Linked DNA regions of Mus musculus: all the other regions are linked to region 2. A link is a loop called in an ENCODE intact Hi-C map of the cell type or tissue named here. Cell type or tissue: heart. All regions are shown on one strand. Each heading gives the region's core, and the rest is flanking DNA. Links, peaks and the distances in the headings are about the cores only.

What was found. Hi-C counts contacts between places; a loop is a spot of excess contacts. Peaks named below come from ENCODE experiments on the same cell type or tissue, not always from the same donor. Only the 100,000 strongest peaks of a DNase experiment are listed, where the experiment ranks them.
Region 1: a loop joins it to region 2, with 9 times the contacts of the local background. A loop is called at or near these places in 12 of 42 quality-filtered maps.
Region 3: it touches region 2 in a loop (11-fold over the local background); 28 of 42 quality-filtered maps call a loop at or near these places.
Region 4: a loop joins it to region 2, with 6 times the contacts of the local background. A loop is called at or near these places in 7 of 42 quality-filtered maps.
Region 5: it touches region 2 in a loop (2.5-fold over the local background); 5 of 42 quality-filtered maps call a loop at or near these places.

The regions. Positions count from the first base shown.
Region 1 is chr1:35,876,982-35,881,533 of GRCm38, reverse strand. It overlaps 1110002O04Rik (a long non-coding RNA gene), which reads right to left. Exons shown (of 4, transcript XR_373312.4): 2 at 1,562-1,825; 3 at 706-852; 4 at 369-590. Among named protein-coding and RNA genes, the nearest start is that of 1110002O04Rik, 9.3 kb to the right of the region's middle. In heart, for the core only: a CTCF peak has its summit at 2,091; DNase peaks (open chromatin) are centred at 1,743 and 2,973; H3K27ac peaks cover 602 bases.
Region 2 is chr1:36,063,159-36,067,710 of GRCm38, reverse strand. Gm39624 (a long non-coding RNA gene) reads left to right here and starts at 1,468. Exons shown (of 3, transcript XR_865341.2): 1 at 1,468-2,075. In heart, for the core only: no CTCF peak of the experiment used is centred there; DNase peaks (open chromatin) are centred at 300 and 2,640; H3K4me3 peaks cover 1,426 bases; H3K27ac peaks cover 2,283 bases.
Region 3 is chr1:35,837,215-35,841,766 of GRCm38, reverse strand. No RefSeq gene overlaps it. Among named protein-coding and RNA genes, the nearest start is that of 1110002O04Rik, 30 kb to the left of the region's middle. In heart, for the core only: a CTCF peak has its summit at 2,108 (motif pointing left); no DNase peak of the experiment used is centred there.
Region 4 is chr1:35,724,939-35,729,490 of GRCm38, reverse strand. No RefSeq gene overlaps it. Among named protein-coding and RNA genes, the nearest start is that of Gm25634, 34 kb to the left of the region's middle. In heart, for the core only: a CTCF peak has its summit at 2,687 (motif pointing left); a DNase peak (open chromatin) is centred at 2,690.
Region 5 is chr1:35,932,828-35,937,379 of GRCm38, reverse strand. No RefSeq gene overlaps it. Among named protein-coding and RNA genes, the nearest start is that of Gm33176, 6.9 kb to the left of the region's middle. In heart, for the core only: no CTCF peak of the experiment used is centred there; DNase peaks (open chromatin) are centred at 1,879 and 3,699; H3K27ac peaks cover 3,341 bases.

The DNA.
Region 1 (4,552 bases), core at 396-4,395, 190 kb after region 2:
GCTACCCTGCTCCCACCTTGATGATACTGGACTGAACCTCTGAACCTTTAAGCCAGCCCTAATTAAATGGTGTCCTTTATAAGACTTGCCTCGGTCATGGTGTCTGCTCACAGCAGTAACACTCTAAGACTGGATGGTAGTGAGTGAGACACCAGTCTCAGGCGGTTGACCCCCTGCCTTAGTGTCTTTTCTTTTCTTTCTTTTTTTTTTTTTTTTCTGGTTTTTGGAGACAGGATTTCTCTGTGTAGCCCTGGCTGTCCTGGAACTCACTCTGTAGACCAGGCTGGCCTCGAACTCAGAAATCCACCTGCCTCTGCGTCCCAAGTGCTGGGATTACAGGCGTGTGCCACCACTGCCTGGCCTTTAGTGTCTTTTCTTGTTGCTGTGATAAGATATGCTGACAAAGGATGTTTAGGGGAGGAAAAGTTTATTTTAAGAATCACGTCACCTGACCAGAGTGGGGCAATCCTGAACTTTGGAATGGCTGTCTCTGTCCCTGTGACTCCATACAATCTTCTGGCTGGAAGTGAGATGTGAAGCATTTTCCATCATGTTCTGCCTTCTCTGATGGCCAGCTCTCTGAACAAAGCCTAATGGAAAGCCTCATGATTGTCTCTAATCATTTGCCTTTGTGGTGCAAGCAACATGAGCTCCAGAATTCTGGATCTACTCGTTGGAAGCAATGCTGGGAACAGTTCAGCTAACCTTCACAGCCCCTGGGAGGTGGGTATCAGTGCCAGCTTACAGAGGAAGCCTTCAGGGTCCAGTGCTCAGCACTTCTGGTGCACCCAGGTGGGCAGTCTACTCTCTGGAGGCGTGGCCTGCAGTCCCAGGCTCCACTCACACCCATGCCTGTGGGTAGAAAGTAAAGGACAATCCACATAAAACCTTGTAAATGATGGAGACAGGATATCACCATCTCCTGTGATACAGCTCCTATATACATCTCCATCATTTACAAGCTATCTGATATGAGATTTGCAGTCCTAGAAGACATCAGGCTTCTGGAGAAAGACTTCAAGTTTCTGGTGGTGTGTGTGTGTGTATGTGTGTGTGTGTGTGTGTGTGTGTGTGTGTGTGAGAGAGAGAGAGAGAGAGAGAGAGAGAGAGAGAGAGAGAGAGAGAGAGAGGTGGTGGTAGTTTTAATAGGAATGGCCCCCATAGGTTAATTTATTTGAATGTTTGGTCATTAGGAAATGGTGCTAATGAGATTAGAAGCCTTGGCCTTATTGGAGGAATCATGTCACTGTAGGGCGGGTTATGGGGTTTCAAAAGCCTACACCAGTCCCAGAGTCTCTCTTCTTGCAGATCTGGATGTAGAACTCTCAGCTCCCTCTCTCACATCATGTCTGTTTGCTTGCCACCAGGCTGATGATGGACCAAACCTCTGAAACTGTAATCTAGTCCCAATGAAATGCTTCCCTCAGTGAGAGTTGCCATGATCATGGTGTCTCTTCACAGCAATAGAACACTGACTAAGACAGGGTGGCTGGACTCACAGCTGTCACGGATCCCTGCTGGAATGGAAAGGCCCCTCCCAGCCATGGTTTTCCCCACTTACAGAATGGAGATGGTGTCACAATCTGCAGAGTTGCAGGTCACAGGGCTGATAGTCAATTGTCATCGGTATCAATCTGCAGCCGGTGAACTATTCCGCAGCAGCTGCTGCTGTCTGAGCTTAGCTTCCCTGTCTGTAAAACGCGAGCACAGACCTAGCAGGCTGGGAGTGGGTTGACTCGCAGCTAAAGTGGAGCCTATGATCTCAGCCTCGGATGTCAACATTGGCAGGCTTCTCTGTACTCATGGAGAGAATATGTAGAGGCTCCTGCCAAGAAGGGGGAAAAATTGGATTTGCCCACATGCACCCGGCCCACTGATCTGTCTTCAGAGACAGAATGAGGAAACTACCTCTTTGATCCAACACTATTTTTATCTGCCTCTGAACAGTGCTAATGCTGCATTAAGTGTGCTGTGTGGAGAGGGGCCATCATCAGGCTGAAATGAGGGCGATCATTGTCCTGGTCCTATAAATGGCATATCTTGTCTTTGTGGATGGTGCTGGTGGGGGTCCAGATTTAGGCCACCTGCTGATGGATCTGAGCAACGGCATCCCTGCTCATGTGCCACAGGCACTGTCCAGTTGGGGAAGGAGGCTATGATGGTTTGTGTTAGCTGTCAGCCTGACATAGTCTACAATCACCTGGGAGATGGGCCTCTGAGAACAACTATGAAGGAGTATCTTATACTCATTGCTGAGAGAAGACCCCCTCACTGAGAGTGGAACCATCTCTCTGGGTTGGGTATAAAGAACTATATAAAAATGGAGATTATGAGCTGAGCTGTAGCATTCATTCATTCATTCATTCACTCACTCACTCACTTGTTGCTCTCAGTTCTTGACTGTGGGGGTGACTTGACCAGTAGATTCAAGTTCCTCCCACCTTGAATTCTCAACTGTGGTGGACTTGATTGATTGGGTTATTTTTTACCCTTTGAAACTAAGGCAGAGGCAGGGATGTCTATGGAGGAGGAAGGCCTGGTGGGTATCTGAGCTCTCTAAGGTCTCTTCTCTACTCTCCTGTCCCTAGCTTGGTGACAGGCTTTTCATGCATGCTTGTCACTCCATTATATCTTTTGCCATCAGGATCTGTTTGGGGAAAGGCTGCTGGGCCCCTGCTTATCCAGAGACTTGTGTATTTGTGGGCCACCTGTTTTGGAAAGGGAACAAACAGAAGGGTAGCTGTGTACTGGGCCTTGTGATCAAGGATAAGTACATGGAGAAAAGTGGGAATACATGGCTGTCACTCAAGCTGTGTGCCATTCTGCCAAGTGTGGCAGCTCTCCAGACAGAGATGGCTTAGGATCGAGTGTGACGAGACTGACTGGGTCACAGAGTGCCTGCACACATTAGGCGTGTCTGAGTGGGTGACCCGCCTTTGAACCAGGGAGTTGGACAGAGCAACTGAGTTCTCAGTGTGGGTGGACCTCATCCAATCAGCCAAAGGTCTCAAGAGAATGGAGTCTGAACAATGGGACATGGCCTGACTGCCTTGGCCCAACACTGGTCTTCTTGACTGGACTCAGATGCTAGTTTTCCTGGGTCTTGAGCCCACTGCCTTTGTGCTGGAGAGACAGTGTTGTCTCTCTCTGTTCTTATACATTTAGACAAGGATAGAATTCACACCAGCTGCTGTCCTGGTTCTCCAGCTTGCCAGTTGTTGTGGATAGCCCTGGGGCTAATTATATTTGATGTTAAATCTGTTCTCCTGTGAGGGGTTTCGAACAAGGAATGAGTCAGCACTCAGGTGATTTCCTGTAAACCTGCTTCCCACCTTAATTTGTAAAATAAAGGAAAGCTGATGATTGGGCAGATAAAAGAGAAGGTGGAGCAGAAGGGGAGAAAGAAGGAGAAAATGGAAGAGGGAGAGAGGATGCAGAGGAGGAGGGGGAAGAAGAAGAAAGAAGAAGGAGAAGAAGACGAAGAAGAAGAAGAAGAAGAAGAAGAAGAAGAAGAAGAAGAAGAAGAAGAAGAAGAAGAAGAAGAAGAAGAAGAAGATTCATCCATGACCAAAAGTGGCTTGGGGGAGGGAAGGATTTATTTGGCTTAAAGATCATGAGTCACAGTCCATTGAGGGAAGCCAAGGCAGGAACTCAGAACAAGAATCTGGAGGCAGGAGCTGATGCAGAGGTCGTGGAGAGGTGCTACTTACTGGCTTGTTCCCCATAACTCACTCAGCCTGTTTTCTTATAGAACCCAGAACCATCATTGGAGAGATGACCCCACCCACAGTAGACTGGACCCATAATTTAAAAATTGAGCTACAGGTTTGCCTACAGCCAGATCTTAGGGAGTCATTTTCTCAGTTGAGATTCTTTTTTTCTCAGATGACTCCAGCGTGTGCCAAGCTGACATAAAACTAGCCATCAGATGAGCCATTCTACCATTCCTGAACTGGGTCTTGAAAGAGGGCTTGGCACACTATGGAATATAGAAACACTCTTGTAGGGATAAGACAACAGCTTTCACTATCCCGAGGGGCCATATTTTGATCAGGGAAGGAGACAAAAAGGATGTGGGTAGAGCCTAAGAGGGAGGTAGGTGTGGTGCTCTAAGCTGGACAGATGTCTGTCTGATGTCTTAGCTGGACAGGGCTGTTGACAATGCAGTGGGTTGTGTGGTGTGTGTGTGTGTGTGTGTGTGTGTGTGCATGTGTATTGGGAAAGAGGCAAGCAAACATGCTTCACCATTCTTGAGGAGAGGACAGACTGAACATTGAATGGAATAGTTTTTACTTGGTTACAGATGTTTATATTCTACAGTTTTTTCCCCTCTAAGGCTAAGACAGTTCACTTTGTCAAGTTCTTATATAAAAACCAAAGAGGGGCTGGGAATACAGCTCGGTTACTACAATGTTTGTCTAGCATGCATGAAGCCAAGAGTTAGATTCCCAACTCACCAAAAGTTTATACAATTTATAAGATTTTCTTCTTCTAACTACTATGCTTGTGCCACCTTATGCCAGTGGGGTTATACCACAGGGCACACACGTGC
Region 2 (4,552 bases), core at 244-4,243:
CTGGTCATACTCAAACAAACAAACAAACAAACAAAATAGTGAACCAACATTAGAAAAAAATTAAAATTCCAACCTTCGTGATTTTTTTTTTTTTTACATTGGCAGCAGTATCTGCAGCCTTGATTGGTGCTCTGCCTGTAGTGGAGGGTCGCCTGGGCCCTAGGCTGCAAGTTGGAGGCTCTAGTAGTAATCTATGCAGCCTATAACATGTGGAAGGTCCCGTCGCCCATGTTGTACTCTGTACTGGGCCCCTAGCTATACTTAGGCGGCCAGAACAACTGGAGGTGGGGAGTGAAATGACCTGTGCAGAGTTCCACAGCCTAGGGTAGCTGGGAGGGGCTTGGGTGTTTGGATTCAGGCCAGAGTGGCCTCTGGGAGGTGCTCCCACTGCCAGGCCAGGCTCAGGTGCCCACAGCAAGTACCCCTGGGTAGTGCCCTGGATCTGTCCTGCTAAGGGGTGGGTCAAAAAGTGGAGAGAAGGGGAGGGGGTGGCAATAGTGGTCCAAAGCATTGACTGCAAGTTAAAAAAAAAAAAAAAAGACTTGAAAAAAAAGAGCAGCTGGGCAGTGGTGGTGCATGCCTGTAATTCCAGCACTTGGGAGGCAGAGGCAGGCGGATTTCTTAAGTTCGAGGCCAGCCTGGTGTACAGAGAGAGTTCCAGGACAGTCAGGGCTACACAGAGAAACCCTGTCTTGAACCCCCACCCCACCCCACATACACACACAAATAAGAGCTAAGAGGAAAGCCCTCCCAAACGGTGAGATCAGGAGAGAATGCAGACACACTTATATCCAACTTGTCAGGAATGTGAAGAAACTGGGCTCAGCTGGTAAAGTGCTTGCTGTGCATGACTCAGGACCTGGGTTCGGTACCCAGAACCCAGGTATAAAATGCCAGGGATACTTGGCCTGTGTTTGCAAGCCCAGGACTGCTGGGGAAGAAGAGATAGGCAGATCCCTGGGGCTTGCAAGCCAGCCAGTCTAGCCTATAAGGCAGCAGGTTAATGTGAGACACTGTCTCAGAAACTAAGGTGTACCTCTCAAAGGACAATATCCAATATCCAAGGTTGTCCATTGTCCTCTGTCCTACACACACACACACACACACACACACACACACACACACACAGAGAGAGAGAGAGAGAGAGAGAGAGAGAGAGAGGACATGTTTTGCAGGCAGATTGCAGAAGTTACCACTATGGTCAGACCGCCACATGGCCCTGAACACACTACATAATGACCTAGAACCAGGGCAACAGGTGTCCTTGGTGACACCCAGGGCCTTTTGCCCCTGGCCCAGAGAAACCCAAGGGCAGTCTGTTTGGTAATGATTTATTCTGGTTAGGTATGGCGACACAGCAGTGTGCTGAGGGCGCTCCCTTTAGAAGTTGACCAGGGCGGCATTCCAGCATGGGATTTGGATGACAGCAATCCAGATTTACACAGCATTGCTGCCAGCTAACCCATCTGATGGTTCTGCTCAGATGCTAAGGATCTACCAAGAGGTCAATCCCAAACAGAGTTGTTCCAGTACTAGACATAGCAGTTATGTTATTTCCAATCCCACTAGCAAGCCTTGCAAGAACGAGCTAAAACAATCGTTCCACAAAAGTGAAAACGAAGGTCTAGAGCTCTCCAGAGCTAGACAAATTCTCTCACTCTGTTCCCTGGCCGTGTGGCGTCCAGCCTGTGTTCATCTCTGTTCCCCCGGGGCCAGAGGAAAAAGCGGAGGGTCAGTGCACTAGGCTTTACTGCCAAGAGACCCACCTATGCTTGGCTGCCCCTAAGGGAAAACGGAAGTCTGACAAGAGCAGAAGAGTCTGGCATAGGTACCCAGTGGGTGGTTGTCCCTGTGACAAACTGCAGAGGTAGCCATAGCACACTGGCTCAGGGATTGACATCTCATCAAGAGAAGCTGCTTCCTCAAACTTCATTCTTGCCAGAACGGTTGAAGAGCCCCCTCCTCAGCCAGGAAGCCCCTCTCTTTCCTAAATTCTCACAGAGAAGGTTTTGCCTACTCTCCCTATTTATAAGAAGCCCAGCAGGTGCAACTTGATACTCCGGAGGAGGCAATTGGTGAGTGGGAACTACCCGGAAGTCAAATCCCCCGTCTTAGGTCAAGGAGTGAGGCTTTGTAGCCCGACTAGCCAGTCTTCACCAGGCTCTTTCCCCTGAAAAACTGGCAGAAATGTGACACCAAGGGTTTGCTGTGGATTGCCCGTGAGGTCGATGAGGCTTGTCTGTCACCGGGACTCGTGCGGGTTCTATTTGTTGTTCCTTTTCTCTCCCTGGTAGCCAAGGCTCCCTCCATAGTCCTAGGAATGCACATGAAAAGGAGAAACCCCTATAAATGTTTGCTGGAGGGAGTACCCAGCCTCGGGGTTTGCATCTACTTTGTTCCTACTTTTGTCCTCAGACTGCATACTTCAGAGCTCTGAGCTAATACGGAGGAAAAAGAAAAGGATGGCTAGTGGTAGGATGTGAATGAAAACGTGTTACCATACTTCTGTTTGGAGAAAAGATTAAGCCAGCGAACATAATTCCCTACCCATCATGTGTCCTTATAGTCTGAGAACCAAGAGATCAATTCCTCCCTCCTCCCCCTTATCCCCGGCGTGCAGTCCCGCGGGCGGACACGCGGGGGCACAGACACCGGCTTCTCCCTCATTCAGCAGTTGACATTGTAAAATTGGGGGATTTTCCACACTTGCTTCGCTGGTTCTCCTTCGGCTGTCTGCCCATTGTTTCTGAAGGAGTGGAGGGGCAGTCACGTTGCCTTTAGAGCCTCCCCTGGGGCTGCAGGCAGGGAGCAGAGAGAGGTTTTGCTTAAGGACAAACTTTTAAAGGTGACTTGGTGAAGCCATGGCTAATGGACTGAGTCCAGAGCTGCTACTGTGGGGACCAGGGGAGCCGAGCTGGGCCACTCTCGTGGACCTGAGCCCACCAGTTCCCGTAGACCGCGTCTGCTCCATGGACTGTCTGTTGTCTGAAGGGTACTTTCTTGGAGTCCCCAGCACCTTCTACCAAACAGCCTTTTCTCCTATTCCCTTCCCTCCCGTGACAGAATTGTGCTGTGGCCAGGTGGACCCCCTACTCCAGAACTTTGTAATACCCTCCTGCAAAGGCCTGCCAAGGAGAACATAGGCGATTTAGTTGTTCTCTAAAAAGACTCCACTACCAAGGGATTGAAGAACTCAGACCTAATTGTGGCCACCAGAGCTCCTGGGACTGTCCCTTCCTTTACCGGAGAGTCTCAAGAGTCTCCTCCATGCTGGAGGCCACCCCCAAGAAGTCGCTCATCTTCCCTGCCCAGAGACTGCCTGCTGTGTAAGAGGACTACAGTCCTTCCTGACTGGCTCTGTTTCCAGCCGTGGCCACTTCATTTCAGGCCCCTCTTTCTCTTGCCCTTCCCAGGGCACATCTCTGAGACTTACCTGGTGGTCCCACAGTGGCAGGCTGGGCAAGGCAGATTCCTATAGCTTGATGGAACATGGGCAGACATACTGTTACCCAGAAGGGTTTTGCCTGTCTGTGCATGGGTGCATTCGCTTGCATGTATGTGTGAGTGTTGTATGTGTGTGTGTATTATCCACATATGTGTGTAAGTGAGCATGCATATGTTTGTATGTGAAGGTCAGGGGATGACAACTTGTGTATCTTCCTTGATGTCTGTTTTATTTACTGAGTCTCTGCTGTTCCTGGACTTTTGCTAACCCGGCTAACAATCCCTGGTTCTGGGCATCTCCTTTATCTGCATCCCAGGACCGTGATTACAGGCAGTCCACCACACCCGCCTGGTTTTTATTTGGACTCAGGGGATCCAAACTCTGGCCCTCATATTTGTACAGCAGTGCTTTATCTGCTAAGCCATGGCCCTAGACCCCTGGCTGGTCCTTTCTGCTTGGAACATCTGCCAGGACCTGCCTCCAGAGAGAGAGAGAGAGAGAGAGAGAGAGAGAGAGAGAGAGAGAGAGAAAGAGAGAGAGAGTGGGAGGCCTCCTACCAGCTTCCTGCCATGGCTTTTCTTTTTCCAGAAGGAGCCCTGACCCAGCTGGGGTAGGGGGAGTCATGGAAGAGGATAGTGGGAGGTCTAGGAAAAATGCATGGGGCTATCTATGCCACTGGGGAGCATCCATGAGTCAGTGGAGGATTGACCCCAACAGGCTGAGACAATCTAGACTGAGATGGTCTTGTTCTATTGGTACCTCGCCTGGATAGGCAATGAAGGCGACCTCTGCCCTGGTCCTATGCCACATGAAACCTGGTGAGGGTGTTAGCGTTCAGCTTCTCAAATGAGTCTCCATCCACCAAGTGGCTGCTAGCAGCTCACCTCCTTTGTCTCTCGACTCCTCCTTCACCTGTGACATGTGTATCTCTCCTGTGGTGGGAGCTGCCCTAGCTGGACAATAGCAGAGCCCCTCCCTTATCCACTCTTTTTAACTGCTCATCTCTGCTGACATCAATAGTTGCTTTCCTGATAGGCTAATGCCAGCTGGGACAGAGCTAGGTGGGAGGTGCTTTCTTAGGGCAGAATTCTGGGGGTGATTTAAGGA
Region 3 (4,552 bases), core at 349-4,348, 230 kb after region 2:
TGTTTGGGAAACCTCTCCCTCTTCCCCTGTTGCACCTCCCCTAGTCACTCTGTCAGCATGGAAGAGAACAGGGCTACAAGCCTGTTTGGGAAGAAAGCCCCACACCAGCTCACTGGACTGTCTCAACAGCCTGGTTCTCCTGTGGCTCCACCAACTCTTCCTAAGCTACTCTGTTAGGGTCCAGGGATGCTCTGTGAGTGTGAAACATGGACACCCCACTCCTGGTAGGAAACGTGACCTACAGTGGTGCTCTCATGAGCTTATGCCAGGAAGTTGGTGGTACTCGACCTAGATCACAGGAACACAGCTTTTCCCTCCTGGAGGTTTAGCAGTGGCACCTTATTTTGGACCTTCTGACACTCCTATACCCATGGGACCATGCCACCCCAACTTCTGCATACCTCCATTGTTGTATTCTTCTGACACCTTTTTTTTTGGTAGGGACCCTGTGATCACATGCAGAAACCCTAGTTCTCTCCTCTTACCAGCATGACTTTACACTCATCTGCAAAACCAGTTCATCACTGACATTTTTTTTTTTTAATATTCCCAGGCTCAAGTTGAATTTGTCTCCTTTGTGGTAGTACTGGGAAGTAAGAACCTTGAGGAGTGGTGATTATATCTTGGGGCATCTCCTAAGCACCGTGATGTTCTCATAAGAATGAGTTAGTTATGGTGGATCTAGTTATTGCAATGCAAGCCTGCCCCTCCTGCTTTGCTGCTTCTGTGGGTGCCTGCCTCACATGCCTATTGTAGGAGCCCACTGCATATGCTTAATGTGTAAGCACACTGCACATGCCTACTGTTCAGGCCTACTACGCATGCCCACTGTGCATGCCTACTGCACTTCTTTCTTCCTTAGTGACCTTGATCATATTCTTCAACTTCCAGACCTTGGAGCCAAGGTAAGCCTCTATGCTGTAAATCTTTCTGAGTTCAGGAACCCTGTGTGTATGAGCTTCTGTTTAGAGAACCCAGAAATTAGGACTTACTATGGCAGGGTTGTTTTATTCATCTGTCACGAGGACTCTGTAGTTTTCAAAATGCACCCATAGAAAGACAGAAGTACAGAGGGAGCTGGGAGCTGGGAGCTGGGAGCTGGGAGCTGGGAGCTGGGAGCTGGGAGCTGGGAGCTGGGAGCTGGGAGCTGGGAGCTGGGAGCTGGGAGCTGGGAGCTGGGAGCTGGGAGCTGGGAGCTGGGAGCTGGGAGCTGGGAGCTGGGAGCTGGGAGCTGGGAGCTGGGAGCTGGGAGTTAGGAGTTGGTTCAGTGGGTTAAGAGCACTTGCATAGCAAAAGAAGCACCTGAATTAAAATCCAGCCCCAACTTAAAAAAAATCACACATAGCTGCACGTTCCTTGTATTACACTTTAAAATAAAGTTTGTTGTGATAAAACACACTCGAACCAAAGAAGCTTGAAGAAGGGCTTATTTTTGTCCATAGTCCACCTTAATGGAGAAATCAAGACATCAGCACCTTGAAGTGGCTGGTAACATTATATATACAGTTAAAAGAAGGAGAAAAAAATGAATGGCCTCTACTCAATTCCATCTTCCATTTAGACACTTTAAGATCCCAGTCAGGGAATGGTGTCATTCAATCACAGTGGGCAGACGTTCCCACACGAAAGTAATCAAGATAATCTCTCATAGGCATGCTCAGAGGCTCATATCCTGGCTGAAGCCAGATTTTTGTCAAGCTGACAATTAAACACTAACCATCCCTTGCCTGTGACCCCACTGTTCAGTGGTAGACATGGGGAGATCCCATTATCTCGATGGCTAGTCAGCCTAGCCAAAATGGCCAGCTTCCAGTTCAGTTAGAGACCCTGTCACAAGGTATTAAGGCAGGGAGGGATGGAGGAAGACACTTGGTGTCCTTCTTTGGTTTCTGCATGTGGTCATATGACATATACATTCATGCGTACACACTAACTGCCCCACCCCCACCCCCCACATGCTGACCTCTCCTCCCATAAAATAGTCAGCATAGAGGGAGTGGACACTGGAATTTATATAGGCATGCTGGAAACATGGCTGTTTTCTAGCTGCTTTTTCTAGACTGAAGCGCCCCCTCCTGGACGGAGGAAAGAGGCTCATCAAAGGTAAGACACACTGAGGAAAAGCACAGGGCTCCGGAAGGTCAGAAAGTCAAGAGACTCAGAAGTGCCCCCTTCAGGCTTATAAAGGCAGTCAAGAATTGCTAGAGAAGGAGACTCTCCAGGAGAGTTGCCTGCAAGTTGTGCAGAGAGCTCTGGGGAATGCAGCTTTTGTGAGTCATCGCCTGGGCTTTTCCATGATGCAGCTGCCATTAGGTCCGCCATACTTTCTGTAAGTAACCTCAATAGATGTACTAGGCCATCAAGCTACACTCACACCCCGGGTCTATCATCTGCGTTCTATCCAGGTTGAATAGCCTTGTTCAGATCTCCCCAGGAAAAGTCACACAACCTACTTGACACTCAGAGATGAACGGAATCAAAGGTGAGTTGCGAGAATCAGGTGCATGACCCCTGTGATGGATCATAAGACATGAAAATGAGGCTGATCTCAAGTGAGTGAAGCACTCATATATGAGAGAGAGAGAGAGAGAGAGAGAGAGAGAGAGAGAGAGAGAGAGAGAGAGAACAATCACAATAAAGCTATAGTTCCCCAAGTGGTACAGCATGTGATAGGAAAGAGATACTTGCTGCCTGAAATAGCTGCTAGAATCTGCAGCTAACACCAAGCATGTGAGAGTGCAGTGCCAGTGGATTCCAGTGGATAAAATCCTCTATGTGGTACAGGGTGGTATGCCTCCTCTATGAATGGAGTTGACCTCATAAGTGTGGGAACAACATTGCCCAAAGGCTAATGGACTGGTGAATACATTATAATACCCCAAAGAAGCACACAGGGACGGGATTGTAAGTAGGCTGTGACAGATGTCGTGTGGCCTTTGTGGTGGGCAACGAGGCACACAGTGGAGATCTCCATACCCACAAGCCTAGCTCCAGACCAAGGCTGTGAGCTGCCTTTGTTTTTGCTTGATTCTCAGCCACTCCCCTCTTCCATCAACCCTGCCAACCCATTTCTTACTCACAGACCTAGATCCAACCAAACAGCACATGCATCAGCCTACCTGGCCCAGCTCTGGTCACACAGATCCTACACAGGGCCAATCTAAAGCAGACAGACTCTTACATTAGACATACGGCCAAGGGAAAAAGTCCACACACCCAAGACACATCATGAAAGCAAAGTCAAGATGAATGACCAAGGTAGCATTTATACCATCAAACCCAATAAATAGTCCTATCGAAATGCCTTCTAATGAGAATTACCTCGATGAATCAGAGAATACACAATTTAAGAGATCATAAATTTTATCAAAGAATTCAAGTCTAAAGAAGACACAAATAGACATTTCATCGAATTTTAAGAGAATAACATGGAATGTCTGAGTGTTGTCTAAAAAAATACAACTGAGATGCTGAGGAAAATGATGAAAACCTTTCAGGATTTGAAATCTAAATTCACTAAAGAGAAATGCTGGAAAGGACTCATGCTGAAATGAAGATGGACTTGAAAAACAGAATACTCCAGTAGGAAACTCAAGGGCATGGCCTACAAGCAGAGTGGATCAAGTAGAAGTTAGACTATCAGGACTTGAATATAAAGTAGAGGAAGCAGACCATATAAGAAAATAATCTGAAAAAAAAAAAAAAAAGCACAAGGAAGGGACTACTTGCCAGGATCAGAAAACCTAACCTATCTATTATAGGCATAGATAAAGGAGACAAATCCAAGTCAATAGCATAGACCAACTCTTCAACAAAATAATAATAGAAGAAAACTTTGGAAAACTGAAGAAAGACATATCCACACAGACACAGGAAGCCCACAGAACATAAAATAGACAAGAACAGCAAAGGAATTCCCCATAGCATATCATAATTAAAAAATTAAATATCCAGAAGAAAGGAAAAAAAAAACTTGAAAGATGTAAGTAGCAGGAAAAGAAAACCCATAAGTTATATATAAGGAAACCCCGTCAAAATAACAGGTGAATTCTCAATGGAAATTTTGAAATCCAGAAGAGCCTTGAGCAATGTACTCTATCTCAAAGGCCATTAGTACCAATCCAGACTACTGTATCCAGCAAAAGTATCTTCCATAGCTGAAAGGGAAAAAACTTTTCATGACTCAGACAGCCTAAAATAGTTCATACCCAGCAGAACAACCTTAAACAGAACAGAGAAGCAATACTTAGGACCGAAGAGTTTAATAAGGATCGATAAGAGACTATAGAAAGAAAACAAATGAAGCTATAGTACCCGACACACAAGCCACGACTAAGAACACAGCAACAGATGACTATAGACCACACACACCTTTCAGTGCTAAAGTTAAATATTAGTGATCTCAATTCTCCAAGCAAATAACACAGGCTGGCTGAATGGAATCAGAAACAGAATTCATCTTTCTGTTGTCTACAAGGAACTCATCTCAGCTTTAGACACTGTGAAGTTGTGTTTCTGTTCTTCCTTGCCTACCTAAGGCACATTCTGATTG
Region 4 (4,552 bases), core at 235-4,234, 340 kb after region 2:
AATCCAGCTGCTAATCTGGCCATAATGCCTGCAGAACCCCATTTCCTCTTACAGATACTACAGCTATAGCTTGTCTCAGTAGGCACTGCCTCTGCACGGGAGCTGTCTTCAAACTGTAAACATCCAGGGAGAAAAAGCAATAGTGGGCATTTCGTCGGCATCTACACTTGGACCTACGAGGAAGGCTTTACCATCCCTCTGAGCCTCATCTGGGGAAGGCCTTCACCCTCTCATGGGACTGAGGCATTGTGTCCTCAACTTGGTCATGGCAATGACAGCAATACACATTCAGTCATAATTTTGCTTGCTTTCTGCAGAGTGCCCCTTTCCTGGAACAATACTGACCAAAGCTGCAAGGGACCTTTTCATTGTAATGGAAACTGGACGGACCAGTTCATCCCCTGCGCCTCTTCCTCCCCCCACTAAAGCAGTGATTCTCACCTTCCTGATGCTACAACCATTTAATACAGTTTCTCATATTGTGGTGACCTTCAGCCGTAAAATTATCTTAGTTGTTACTTCATAACTATTTTTCTACTGTTATGAATCATAATGTCAGTATTTTTGGAGACAGAGGTTTGCCAAAAGCATCACAACCCACAGGTTGAGAACCACTACACTAAAGCCTTATTGACTTCAAGGTCGTGTGTTCCAATGGTTTCTCACCCCTGAGGATCCCTTCTGTGCCACAGGGGCTCTGCCTTCCTGCTCTCTCTTGAGGGCCTTATAATAATAATAATAATAATAATAATAATAATAATACACTTCTTTCTAAAACTCACCCTCTGTGAATTTCATTCTTTGAGTTTGTAAAATAAGAACCCAACGCCTCTAGCTTTAGGTAACTTTGATGGCCATTGAGCTTCCAGGATGCCAGCCTCTGGATCTACACACAACAGAGCCAAAAAGGGCTCTGTCATATTCAAAGACACCTGATAGTCCTCTCTTACTATTATAATAACTCAAGTCACGAGAGATCTACCCCTATGCCTTAATTGTATTCTAAGATCCCAAATCTAAGTACCTTTGGGGTTAAGGCCTCTGCACTTACTTCTGAAGGGACAGAGGACTTCAGTCTGTAGCAAGGACAAGTCCTCCAGGTATCCTTTCCTCTTACACAGAAAGGACAAATGGAGAGTCCAAACAGCAGGCAAGGCTTTTTCAGACACAAATGGGTTCATGTCCTATTTCTCCCAGAGAAAGAGATGTGCTCAGAGCTTGAGTGAAAACCAAGGTCCAGAGTGGGACATCTGTTAGATGTCATGCTGACTGCTGAGGGTATAGCCCTAGGAGAATTTTAGGGTCACTCAACATCACTATCCCAGTAAGAACTTGAGGACTGGATAGATGAGGCCATGTGGCCATTCTCTTTTGCATAGAGTTATCTATGCCACTGGTCCTACATGTTCATAGCTTTAGATCCAAATGTGCTCCAAGCTAGGCTCCATTCTTCTGGCCAGCATGGCTCGGCCCTAATATAGGGGTTGAATTTTAGCCTCTCTCTTCCTTGATAGCCTCCATAGGTTCATTTGCAATCACAGTGTCTGAAGGGAGGACTGTGGGTATGTGCTTGGCTTTGGAGACATGGACGAGCAGGAGGTAAAATCTCTGATGTGAGTACTGAAGGAGAGATGGCCTTGGAAGTTCCACCAAAGGGACGCAGGGGGTGGGGTGTGTGGGCCCCAAATAGCAGAAAAGGTTATGTCACCCGGCAGCTGGGGTACATGTCACCTTTCCTCCAGATAGAGAATTTCACCCAGAATTTGCAACCTGCTGCTATCCCAGGCTCAGGACTGGGTCAGGAGGGTGCATACCAGGACTTCCATGTTCTTGTATGACAAGACCAAGAATTCTACCAGGGAGGGACACGGTTAGCAACAGAAATAGAGGTAGTTCATTAAAAAAGAGCAAGGTTCCTCCCAAGCATGGGAGCGGGTTAATGATCTGGGGAAAGGCACGTGTTTAAAATCACTGGGCCAGGAGTCTCATGACCCCTTGTAGGCTGTTTATAGAACACTCACTTTCTCTCACCCTTGTACAGTCTGGTCTCCCCCCCCCCCCCACGCCATTTGTAATAGGTAGCCAGGTGAAGAGTGGCTCTTGGCCTTTACCTGTCAACTAGTTTCTTTCACACTGCTAATCTTGTGTCTCTCCACAGTCCCACATTCTTGCCAAGCCGCAGGTAAGGGCAAAGACATGTCAGTGGTATCTTGGTAACTGAGAACCCCTCTTGGGGGCTCCTAGTCTCCTTATAAAATAATTTAAGAATGGATTTGAACAGAAGCTTAATTCTATTAAAGCTTCAAAAGAAAAAAAATGTTGGAACAAGCATGTTGTAAATATCAGAAGTTTCCCAGAGGAGTAAATTGAATAAAGAAGGAGGAGGAAGAGGAGGAAGAGGAGGAGGAGGAGGAGAAGAAGGAGGAGAAGAAGTGAGGGGGAAGGCCATTCCATTGAAGTGAGAACTTTGGTTTCTTTAAAAACCCAGTTATGTTATGTGAGTATGTTTTTGTTTTAATCCCAGCTGTGGAATATGGGACTGTTTCAGATTGTCCAGTGATTGCCTCGTGCTTTAGGAGGGGTGTGATTTTTGCCAGCTGCAGATAGTTTGTTTGGAATTCTGGGGACTCTTGAGAGGGTATAAATGTGAGAGCCTCTGGGAGGGCCTGTGGCAGCTGCTGCTCCCCCTGCTGGTTGATCCCACTACTGCTGGTCCTTGGGGCTGCTTTTGCTATTGCTGGTTTGCTGGCTTGCTGGCTTGCTGGCTTGCTGGTTTGCTGGCTTGCTGGTTTGCTGGCTTGCTGGCTTGCTGGCTTGCTGGCTTGCTGGCTTGCTGGTTTGCTGGTTTGCTGGTTTGCTGGTTTGCTGGTTTGCTGGTTTGCTGGTTTGCTGGTTTGCTGGTTTGCTGGTTTGCTGGTTTGCTGGTGTGCTGGTTTGCTGGGTTGGAGATATCCTGACAACTAAGATTGGACTTACCTCTAGGAATCCATTACTCCCAATCATCAGGAAGTAGTCTAAAGAGGTCTATGTCCACTTTCCCCGCTGACTTTCGTCCTCTCCTACCTAGATCTGAGGGGTTGGAAGGGGTTGGGGTAAAAAGGGTTGGGAGAGTGGTAGATAACAGAGCCCAAGAAAGTAGCCCACAAAGTATGCTAACATCCCAGTTACTACCAGCATTGACATCCACCTCATAGAAGGGAGAGGAGCTTCAGAGAAGGAGAAAGGAAACCCCAAGTACCAGAGAAAAGCTATTCAAGCTCTCGCCAGCATCTGGGAAGACTTAAAAAAGGAAAAGTTGGAACTTTCTGAGTTAGAAGTCAGAAAAGTGAGCAGCCCCAGCTGAGCCTGAAGACTGCTCAGCTTGTTGGAACTTCCCTGGGGATTTGCAGTTTGGGGAAGAAAAAGTCCAGTATCCCATTAAAGGATTATTTGTTCCACCAGTCTCTTTAACTTGCCTGAAGGTGGACCTGCCTTTCTAGCTGTGGCCCCACCTTTCCTTAGGGTTTCCTGCTACTGTGCTTTGGGCCACTGTTAAGCACAGTAAGGGTCACCAAATGCCAGAGGTGCAGTTATGAGACCTACTGTCTCCACACTGCTTCATTTAAGTGCATAAACAAAATGCCATTTGGGGGGAAGAAGGGAGAGAGAAGGGGAGAGGAGGTGTCAGAGCCACATAATGTCATTATGGCATGTGGCTGTAATTGTTCTATTTAGTGTTGTTCATCTCTCACTTGCCTAGCTTACAACTTAAACTTTGCTTTAGGCTGTGTATGAGAAAAACAGGATTTGTTGGCTCTGATGTGCTCCATATTTCAGATATCCACTGGGTGGGTGGGGTGGGCGTCTTGGAAGGTATCACATGAAGAACTGTTATACTCCCCAGCCAGGTGTGACGTCATTGTATCCAAGCTCAGGTAGAAAACCAGGAGTGTGCAAACCAATGGGCATGACAGTTTCGCTTTCTCCAGGGGAGCTGACCAATCAGCCAGGGTACCCAGGAACTTAGAGTCATGGTGGCAATAGAAGCTGATATAGGCAGAAAGTCACCGGCCTCATCTTTTGGGTTTGAGATCTTCTGGCTTTAAATGGCGAGTGATTTACTCAGGTAAATCACCCGGTGAGCACCGCAACTGAGAACTGTTGCAAGAGAAAGGAGGCTACGCTAAAGAGAGACCCGAGTGTCCCTTGTTTATTTAGCAGACTATTGAAACAATGAACCCCAAGAACTGCAATTTCTTCCAGAATATCACCCCAGGAGAAAGATGCTGGGGAACTGGTGCCAGATGTAGGGAGAACTTGTCTCCAGGAAGGGGGTTTCCTGTAGTTCTGACAGCTTATCAGACCACCTTGCAGGAGACACTGATACCCAGGCTGATGGGTGGGACCACAGCTTCACCCAGTTGCTTAGCTTTGCATATCTCTTGCCCTGTATTTAAACATGACCTCATGTAAATACCTCAACGATGAACTTGGTGGGGTCATGGCACTTCTTTATGTCTTTCTCCTCTCAATGTGGACATACTGGATAAGTCATCTTTCTCTGTTTGCCAAT
Region 5 (4,552 bases), core at 305-4,304, 130 kb after region 2:
GTACTATGTCCTACATTTCAGTCGATAATCTATTTTTGAGTTGGTTTTTTTATTAAAAAAAAAAACCAACCTTCCTTCCTTCCTTCCTTCCTTCCTTCCTTCCTTCCTTCCTTCCTTCCTTCCTTCCTCCCCCCACCTTCTCTCTCTCTCTCTCTCTCTCTCTCTCTCTCTCTCTCTCTCACACACACACACACACACACACACACACACATCCCAAAGCCCACCAGGCATATTTTTGTGGGTCTATTTATGAGTTTTCTAATTTGCTCTGTTGATTAATGTATCTATCTCTCTGACCATGCTGTTTTGCCTTCTGTACTAAAGCGTTAATGTCAGGCCATTTTCTGTTTTTTTCTGTTTTTTCCATTATCTTTATGTTTTTCCCCCTTATTTCAAGATTATTTGCTTTTCTGCTTTTCCATTTCTGGCTGAAGGCTCCATTTCTAGACTCTCCTGGCAGCTGCCAGCTGGTGTTGGTGTCCAGTGGCTTTCACCTGTTGCCTCTGCACACATATGTCAACGATGCTTTGTCTGACCTATTACTGATAACACAACATTTTTGCAGGCTTTCAGAAGTCCCCAGAGTCCCCTGCCATGGGATTATTGTAAGATAAAGTCTAACCCAAGCGGTTGGAGAGGAATCATGGGAGGCGAGGAGAGATGTTTGCCTGATAACAAGTCAAAAGCACCCTCTTTCACTTTCTTTTTTCTTTAGCTTTTCCTCTTCCTTCAAGTGGCAGTAATTCAGATGTGGTTCCAATTAGGACATATGGTAGAATTAATGAGTCCCTTCTAGTGTATATCATGGGCCAAATTCAGTATAGAGAGAACATGAAATTGTCCTTGAAGATTATAACACCAGCAGCTGTCACCCTCTCGGCACATACTAGATGTCACATAGTGGCTAACACATCCTATCCTCACAGTGACATGAAGGGTTGGCATTGTCTAATTCTGGAAGGGGATTGGAAATATATTTGAATAGAACATGATTTATTTGGTAGAGTGTTTACCTAATATGTATAACGTCCTCATAACCCATGCGTGGTGATACAGCCTGTAATTCCTGTACCTAGAAGACAGAGGCAGAAAAGCCAGAGAGGTTCAAGGTTATATTTGGCTTTATTCTAGGTCAACTTGGGCTGAGACATGAGTGCCTGTGTGAGTGAAGTGTGTGTGTGTGTGTGTGTGTGTGTGTGTGTGTGCGTAGAAACCAAGTGTTCAAATACACGAGTGTGTGTGTGTGTGTGTGAGAGAGAGAGAGAGAGAGAGACAGAGAGAGAGACAGAGACAGAGACAGAGAGAGCAAGCATGTATGTACAGGCACAAATATGAGTGTGTGTGTGTGTGTGTGTGTGTAATAGATTGCTTATGGGAAGGTATGTGTGTGGAAAGTGTATGTGCCTGTATAGGTATGCGTATGAGTGTGTCTATAAGAGTAGAGATGTCCTGGATCCTGGGGTTATCCGTGCTCCCAACTGAGCACTGTTGAGCACTGCCACCAACTTCAGGGTCAGAAGGATTATCCCCTGAGCCCTGGCCCACTCTGGTTCCCCAGATGTGAGGGTGAGTTAAATCACGGGGCCTTAGACTGCTGGATCTTGGGATGGTTTGTAAAGTAACAGTGGATATGGATAAGCAGAATGATCAGTTATTTTTTATATTTCCCAAATAGTAATGTGTCATGTTTAGGAAAAGGTTTCTATAAGGCTGTTTCAAATTAGAAAGGACAATGTCAGCAAACTGCGAGGGGGGAAAGATGCCCGAATCCCAGTGAGGCGCAGGGCTAGCTCATTCATTTGGATTCCATTCTCATGGGATGACTTATCCTTCTCCTGCTAACAGCATCACTGGTAACTAAAGTTAGTCTTGGCTCCAAAATCAGCATGTTATTTTAGAGCTCAAAGCAGGCAGTGAGCGAGCTGTTTGGGGACTGATGACAGCTCTGTCGGATTTGGCTGGCAGGGCCTTTTTTTTTTTTTTTTTTTTTTCTCCACTGTTGCTTGGGTGGCTGTAAGGAGCAGCCAGTGGCCGCCTTGGCGGTCAGCAGCTTGCATGGATGCCCAGAAGTCTTCAGTGGGTTATCAGCCACTTCAGCTTCTGTGGTCTGAGCTTCCTTCCACCCCCACACTCAAGCTGAAGTTCTAATTGCTGAGAGCTGAGAGTATGACCTTATTTGGACATAGGCTGCTTCTAAAATGAATTAAGCTGAAAGCAGGTCACTGTGCAGGCCCCCTACTCCAGTAAGAGCAGAGTCATGGCTGGGAAGGTGGCTCAGTGGGTAAAGTCCTGCCTTACTGGCATGAGGACCTAAGTTGGGATTCCCCAGCATATATATATGCTGGGATATATACATATTTCCGGAACAAACCCAACAAAATCTAGGTGTGCCTACATGCATCTTTGACCCTAATGTGTGGGGAGTGTGGAGGAAGAGAAGAGATGGCAGATCCTTGGAGCTGGCCAGCAGCCAGTCTAGTGGAATCAGAGAGCCCGAGGTTCCAGTAAGAGGACCCCGACTCAGAATAGAGGATGACCTCTGATGTCCACATACATACACATGTACACCCATACGCACACACAGGAGAGACTGGCTAACTGGTCCCCAGATGGAGACAGCTCTGCTACCACCTTGAATTTGGACTTCAGACTTAAGACAATACACCTCTGTTGTTGACGGCACCCAGAGCGAGTTACTTGCTTCTGGGAGTCCAAGAGATCCATGCTGCCCATGTAGGGGACACTTGTTGGATACTTGCCTACATTCTATGGTTTTACAAGTCATGACACTTTTGGATGCAGTCTGGAGAACAATGAGTGAGTCTATTAAGCACGTAGCAATCAAACGTAAAAGGGTAAAGGGTAACTAGCAGATTAAACAGACTGCAAAGCACCATCAAGTCAGGAGATTAAGACACCTAAGAGAGATGAGTGGGGTGGGCCTAGACGGAAACAAAAAGAGGCAGTGTCACCTAAACACCACTTACGGTATCCAGCAGACACAGACCGTGGAAGCCATGTTGAGGCGATCAGCTGGATGTCTTGGCTCAGGGTCTTCTTCTTTCTATGGATAAGAGTCCACCTTCTTGCAGGTATTTTTATATCATGGGATAAACGAAAGTGACATCTGTTAGAAAGGAAGCAATGTTTTTAACATCATTAACGGTTTGCTTTTTCTTTTTCCTTCCATGTCACAGACGTAGGAGGGAAGCTGCCTCAGGACAGAGAGTTTTAGATTTGAAACATGCGGGAGTCTAGGACAAGATAAGTAGGCAGACTCTCAGAGTCTGTGTTCAGTAAGCATGAAAGGCACATGATAGTTACTGATATGACACATAAGTGAAGTCCCTACTCTGATGATGAGGACCTGCCCCCTCCCACTGTGGCAGCCCAGAGCCACACTCTCTCCCCCCACCCCCTGCCATCCCCCAGTCAAAGCCCTTCATGTCCTCTGAGACTTTGCTACCTCTGGAGGCAGTCTTATATGGAAGTGACTCATCACGTCTCTGTCCAATGGGCAAGGTTTCCAGGTAGGACAGTTCGCAGCCCAAGGAGCAATTGTTTAGTTACGTGACTATGCGAAGTTGGATTGGGTCACTGCTCTTGTTTGGCTCAGTGACCTAGAGATCATGACCGTAGTGAGAGGTTGGCAGAGGACAAAGACTTCTGGGAAGAGGAAGAAGGCAGCTGAGGACAGAGGAGGGAGGGCCTGGGCTGCATCTGCAGTGGCTCCGAGCATCCCTGGGATCCATCCAGGACCACAATAGGATGATTTCTAGGGATCTGGCAGAGATGTGTTACAGGCTGATGATGTACTGGCCTTCCTCCAGTGACCTCTGGGTTAGCGAGGGATACCTTCAGAGATGTCCGGCAGCTACTGTGGGTCTGATATGCAGTGAATGAAATGACTCCACTTGTCAAAATGATAAAAAATATTTTATTGACTGGGCGGCAGGTGGGTAGTGGGCTGGGTGATAACTACAATGACCCTCTTCCCCCAGCCTTCCAGCAGTGATCTCAGTTAGATGCAGGCATATGGACCATGGTAGCTTTGGTTTGTTTTTCTGCACTCTGTGTGTGTTTGTGTGTGCAAGCATGCATATATGCATATGTGCATAATACATTACACATATACATATACATAAATGCATGTGTTTAGTCACATGACTATTGGGTTGGGTCACTCACTGCTCTTGTTGGCTCAGTGACCAAGAGTTAGAGTGAACTTAGTTGTCATTTCTCAGGTTCTACTCACCACCTTGTATTTTTAGAGACAAGGGTCTCCTATTGACCTAGAATTCATGAAATAGGATAAGCTGGCTGGCCAGCGAGCCTCTGGGATCTGCCTGCTTCTACTGCTTCTACCTCCTTAGGACTGTGATTATAAGTGTCTTTTTTTTTTTTTTTTTAAGATAGATTCTGAGAATTGAACTTGGGGCCTGTGATGGTTTGAATATGTTTGGCCTACAGAGTGACACTATAAGGAGGTGTGGCCTTGTTGAAGGAAGCATGTCATTGTGGGCATGGGCTTTAAGACCCTAGCTGCCTGGAA